Linked DNA regions of Homo sapiens: region 2 is linked to region 1. Evidence: chromatin loops called from intact Hi-C (ENCODE). Cell type or tissue: CD4-positive, alpha-beta T cell. All regions are shown on one strand. Links, peaks and the distances in the headings refer to the core of each region. The heading gives the core; the rest is flanking DNA. Region 1 holds the start of HAPLN3 (hyaluronan and proteoglycan link protein 3). Region 2 overlaps ABHD2 (abhydrolase domain containing 2, acylglycerol lipase).

What was found. Hi-C counts contacts between places; a loop is a spot of excess contacts. Peaks named below come from ENCODE experiments on the same cell type or tissue, not always from the same donor. Only the 100,000 strongest peaks of a DNase experiment are listed, where the experiment ranks them.
Region 2: it touches region 1 in a loop (12-fold over the local background); 92 of 110 quality-filtered maps call a loop at or near these places.

The regions. Positions count from the first base shown.
Region 1 is chr15:88,893,221-88,896,125 of GRCh38, forward strand. HAPLN3 (hyaluronan and proteoglycan link protein 3) reads right to left here and starts at 2,324. Exons shown (of 5, transcript NM_178232.4): 1 at 2,239-2,324. RefSeq lists an enhancer at 1,550-2,161. In CD4-positive, alpha-beta T cell, for the core only: CTCF peaks have their summits at 1,208 (motif pointing right) and 1,411; DNase peaks (open chromatin) are centred at 1,231, 1,681 and 2,381; H3K4me3 peaks cover 1,775 bases; H3K27ac peaks cover 282 bases.
Region 2 is chr15:89,176,582-89,179,486 of GRCh38, forward strand. All of the region lies in intron 6 of ABHD2 (abhydrolase domain containing 2, acylglycerol lipase), which reads left to right. Among named protein-coding and RNA genes, the nearest start is that of RLBP1, 44 kb to the right of the region's middle. RefSeq lists a silencer at 1,197-1,491. In CD4-positive, alpha-beta T cell, for the core only: CTCF peaks have their summits at 1,341 (motif pointing left) and 1,541; a DNase peak (open chromatin) is centred at 1,350.

The DNA.
Region 1 (2,905 bases), core at 112-2,611:
GGCCTGGCCAACACAGTGAAACCCCCATCTCTAATGAAAATACAAAATTTAGCTGGGTGTGGTGGCAGATGCCTGTAATCCCAGCTACTGGGGTGGCTAAGGCAGGAGAATTGTTTGAACCCAGGAGGCGGAAGTTGCAGTGAGCCAAGACCACACCACTGCACTCCAGACTGGCCGACAGAGCAAGACTCCAGCTCAAAAAAAAAAAATGGGCTGTGGTGACAATTATAGAAGATGTATGATGTCTGGTCCCTGGCATGCAGCAGGTGCTCAACAAATGAACATGGCAAAGATTTCAGGCTCTAGAAGCAGATTGGCTGCCTGCATTCAGTTCTGGCTCCACCCACTTACTAACCCTCTGTCATTGGACAAGTCGCTGCACCTCTCTGAGCCTCAGTTTCTTCATCTTTAAAATGGGGGTCACAAGCCAGGCACAGTGCCTCATGCCTGTTATCCCTGCACTTTGGGAGGCTGAGGTGGGCAGATCACCTGAGGTCAAGAGTTCAAGACTAGCCTGGCCAACACGGTGAAACCCCATCTCTACTAAAAATACAAAAATTAGCCGAGTGTGGTGATGAGCGCTTGTAGTCCCAGCTACTCGGGAGGCTGAAGCAGAAGAATCGCTTGAACCCAGGAGGCGGAGGTTGCAGTGAGCCGAGATTGAGCCATTGCACTCCAGTCTGGGCAAGAAGAGTGAGACTCCATCTCAAAAAAAAAAAAAAAGTTGGGGTGGGGGGGGCGGTCACGACAATACCAAACAGAAAACACTCTCGTGAAGATTAAGGGAGAGAATAGCTGCAGAGCACTGAAAATACTGCTTGATGCTTGATAAGGAGCAAGCACTGGGAAAATATGACCTGTTACTACTCTGGTGAGCAGTTCACACAGTGAAGTCTTACACCATCTCAGTGGCTCTTTCTCCTCTCTCACTGCCTACGAGACAAAGTGGTCACCACTGCCTCCTCTTCACAGTTGAGGAAACTGAGGCCAAGAGAGTGGAGGTCAGTGAACTACCCAAGGCGTTATCTTTGTCAAATATCTCGAACTTAGAGAAAGTTCAGGTTTCCTGATGACCAGCCCTTTGCTTTTCCCAGGCGCCCCAGCCTAGGGACCCCTCCACCCAAGAACAATAAGCCTGGGCTTGGAGGGAGGGTAGGTGCCACCTCCCTGCCAGGTGCATGTCCGCACTGGGCCTTCCGTGAGTACAAGTCCCCCAGGTACCAGCAGGAGGCAGCATCGCCCGCGAGGTCTGCACGAGCGCTGCTCCCAGCGAGAAATTTGACATCCCTGTCCCTGTTTGCACAAGGCTTGATCTCCGCCTTTGAAACCTGCAGCCCCCAGGAGAATGAAAACCGGAGGTGTTTCCCAATCCGCTGGCCCGGGCGGCGTCGAGGGAGAGAAGCCAGGGCCCCTCTCAATCGCTGCCCCCTACTCCAGGGAGCACAGGCACTCCCGCGGGTCAGCGCTGGACACCAAGGTCCCAACAGGTTTACAGGCTGCCTGTGGCCTGTGGCTGCCAACGAGCTGGTGGCAGGACTGGGTCCAAGTGCCGTGCTGTTTCCATACTGGCTGCGCACAAGCCTACGTTTCTCCCTGAGGGTCGCCATCTCCCACCCAGGGCTCTGCCCTCCACCCTCCCTACCCTTCTGGCCTCGCTGTCCCTGGGGCAAGAACCCCGGTGAGCGAGGTCTGGAACCCATAGGCATCAGTTGCCTTTGCCCCAGGCGCCCAGAGCCGGCCAGCTGCGGTCCAGAGGCGCAGGTCCGCCAGCCGCCTCGCAGGTTGCCCTCAGCCCCTCCCAGGACTCCCGGGGCCCCCGGAGCATCCAACAGATACCCAGGGGCAGGGCCTGGGGCGCCGCGGACGGCACTGGAGGCAGCCGACCCTGGACAGACGACAGGGGAGAGAGCCAAGCGGACCCTGGCAGGAAGGGGGCTGGAGGCGGACGGTGGTCTCGGAGGCCACGGGGTCCGCTCGGGCTCTGCTCCCTCACGGTGGGCACGAGGGTCCGGCGCCCGCATCCCCGCGCCGCTCCCTCCCCACTTGTGCCCCGGGCGCCCCTCGCCCGCGATCACAGCCCATCTCAGCCCGGGCCTCCGCAGTGCCCGGCCCACGCCTCCTGCCCCTTCCCCGGACCCTGCCCGGGAGGTGTGGGGACCCGCAGGGCACCCAAAGCGGTAAGGGAGGAACCCGGCCCGCACACAGCCCCAGAAGCCCAGCGACCCCTAAGCCACGTACCGTCCCCAGGCAGCTCCTCGACGGCTAGAGCTCTCGGGGGCCGCGAGCTGTCCCGGTCCAAGGCAGCAGTCTGATTTCGGGGAAATTAAAAGGGCAGAAAGGAAGCGGCAGCAGAAAAACCCCCGCGCTCCCGCCAGACCAGCCCCTTAAAGGAACACGCGCACCTTTCCCTCCCAAGGGCTGGGCTCGAAGGGAGGAGCTGCTGCAGGCTTGAGCGGTCTCCAGACTCGCTGGGAACCACCGCAAAGAGGGTGTGCAAGAGTTGAGGCCCTCACGTCTTGGGAAAGGAGAGTAGGGGTGGAATAGGAGAGTTTGGGGAGGGGGGATCCCCTTAGAAAGCCTGGTATACCAAAAACAGTGGGAGTAAGCAGGGGAAGCCCCTGTCCAGCATTCTGCTAGGGGCTAAGGCTGCTCCCCACCTTTGATTGTGGAAGGGGTGAGACTTCTGTATTACTTTCTTTTCCAAATAGAAAGCAAGGGGGTGAGGCCAGGTGCAGTGAGTGGCTCATGCTTGTAACCCCAGCACTTTGGGAGGTGGAGGCCGGTGGATCACCTGAGGTCAGGAGTTCAAGACCAGCCTGGGCAACATGGTGAAACCCTGTCCCTACTAAAAATACAAAATTAGCTGGGCGTGGTGGAGCATGCCTGTAATCCCAGCTACTTGGGA
Region 2 (2,905 bases), core at 196-2,695, 280 kb after region 1:
GTCCCAGGAGGGCGTGGTCATCTGCCCCGATTCCCCTGAAGATCACTGCTGTCCCAGGTCTCTCAAGAGTCACCACACTCACACGTTCACACACACATGCACACACTCACACTATACACACACCTCTCCAGGCTCTTCAAATACATTCATATTTTTTTCTGTACTCTTCATGGTGTCTTTCGTTTTACCAATGAGTATAACCAGTTATTAAAAATCTGATGAAAAAATTTGAAACACACGGGAAAGTTTAAAAACACCTCCCTATTGATCCAGTCTAATGCCAAACAGTCCTTATCGTTATTCAAAGAATCTTTTTGCCTCACCTGTATATCTCATGCTGCAGTTTAAACATACCTTGTTACTTTCTGATGGATAGAGGCCATCTATATTATTTCTAAAAATACATATTACTGGAATTTAAAGCCAGCACACCCAAAAGACACATGTGGGCCCAGGATTCAGCCTCTCCCTATGAGGCTTAAAGCTGGCTGAAAAAGGTGATCTAAATGTACCCACGATAGACATGAGAAACATCTCTGATGAAACCCTTCCTGAGTCCCAGGACCAAGGTCTGGGTTCTATTTTTCCGTGCCGGCAATATGGGGATGATGATGATAAGCAGTACCTACCTCATAGCACCGCTGAGAGTCAAATGAGTTGATGCGTGTGAAGTGCTTAGAACAGTGCCCAGCACGCAGAACGTAAGCCACTGTTCATTTTCATTATCGTCATCATCGTCATTCACTGTAAAATGAAGGAGGTGGGTTCGATCGGCGGATCACAAAGACCGGTCCAGTGAACTAGTGACTGCCTCACTTCATAAGGAATCACTTGGAGGATCATGTTAGAAAGAAATTCTGTTTCTTGGGCCCCACCCTTGGAGATTTTGATTCATGAAGTTGGAGGCATGGGACCTCAGAAGTCTGCATTTTGGATACATTTCATAGGCGAGTTTTCAGTTTAGTTACGTTTAGCAGTCCCCGGGGTTAGTGACCTCAGTGGTCTCTCCAGCTGCTCTCGCGTTCCAGGACCAGGCTAGTCCCCCATCTTCCTACCAGGAATCTTTTCCTTCACTCCTCTGGACACTGGGGAGTCAGCTGAGAGGACATGTGCCTTTATCTTGGTGGGACTAGTAATATCCAACTCCCAGCTCATAGCCACGTGTAACCAGAATTAACCAAAGTCCTGTCGGGCCCAGTCACTGGGATAAGAAAGACATGAGCAAGGGGCCTACCCCAGGATCCAAGGGAGCAGAACTAGGACGTTTGTTTTGTTTTCTTTTTTTTCAATGCACAAAATCTTAACACGACAATCCCTTCATCTCATTTTGCTGCAGTAGCGCCATCTGCTGTCAGCAAGAGCACATGATTGACGCAGCAAGCTAAGGTGTTTGAACTAAGGCAAAGAAGGCTCAAGAAGCTAGAAAACTAAAATCTGTGAGGTGCTATACATTTTGCAGACATAGCCTACACAGCCTCTTCCTTGAGACCTCAGAGGGCTTCATACACATAACTAACTATTGGCACACCAACCTCATGCAACAAAGAGCAAGTTGCAACTTTATTGTCTGGAGCACAGAGAACTAACTTGCCCAGGCTAAGATCATGTGGTCCTGCATATGGGAACTGGCACCAGGTCAGAGAGACACTGTTGTCCTTGTGTGTGCTGGTCCAAGGCTCAGGTACCCTCAACATTTAAACCAGATCTATGGAATAAATGGAGCACAGTTCCTTACTTTAAACCAGTATAACCTTTTTTTTTCCTGCCAAGGCTTGAGGGCGATGAGCCTTTCAGCACTGGGATGGTGGCAGCTGCATAAGTGCTTCCCATCACACCAAGGTGGAGCCGGGGAGGCCCGTCTGCCTCTGCAGGGGCCACACGAGAGTTCATGCGTCTGGTAAATCTCTCCTAGCTGAGTCTGGAGACCCGCTTCCTCAGTGAACCCCTCCCTCTGGCTTCTCCTCCCGTAGCTCACCTCCCATCTAGCCAGAGCCGGTTGAAGGCTCAGAGAGAAGCCAGCCACCCGCTTGCTGTAGTTAGCAAAGTCTAGCTGCTGCTAAACTAGCTCACCTTCTACCTAAATGTGCTGAACCACTGAAGGAGGGACACAGATGCCCTGAAATCACCTGGTATCCGGCAGACTTTAACATGTTCCCTCAGCATAAACAGCTGCCAACCCGCCTGGGGACTCTGTGTGGTGAGACATCCTCCTAGGTAACAGGGACACAGCCTTGAACAAGGCTGACTAATTCCCTGCCTTCATGGAGCTTAAAGAAAATGGGGAGAGAAGCATTTTTGGTCTGGTTTCAGGTAAAATAAATTCTTTCCCAAGAAAGCCCTCAACAACCTTATGTTACAGAATTGACCAGTAATAATAAAACTAAAACAAAAGCATTTTATTGCAGTTTGGGTGTAAAAGATAGTCTGTATCTGAGGACCTCACAGCACTTAAGACAGCAGAGTGATATTTACAAAGCCACAAAGCAACAAATACATGTTACTAAGATATTACACATTTAGGCATATGGGTGCCAAGGAGGTCCTCAGTCAAGTGGGGGGTCCATGAGGAGGGATTTCTGAAGGAGGTGAGGGTGAGGAGGACAGTAGCACAGGGCCCAGGCCAGGGGCAGAAGCCCCTTACAGCAGGGGTCCCAACTGCTGTTAGGAACCAGGCCGCACAGCAGGAGGTGAGCGGTGGGCAGGTCACAGTGGGCAAAGCAGTAGGGAAGCAGTGGGTGAACCTTCATCTGTATTTAGTCTCATTCCCCATTGATCACATTACTGCCTGAGTTCCGCCTCCTGTCAGATCAGCAGTGACATTAGATTCTCATAGGAGGATGAACCTTATTGTGAACTGCGCATGTGAGGGATAGTTTGCATCTTCTTATGAGAATCTAATATCTGA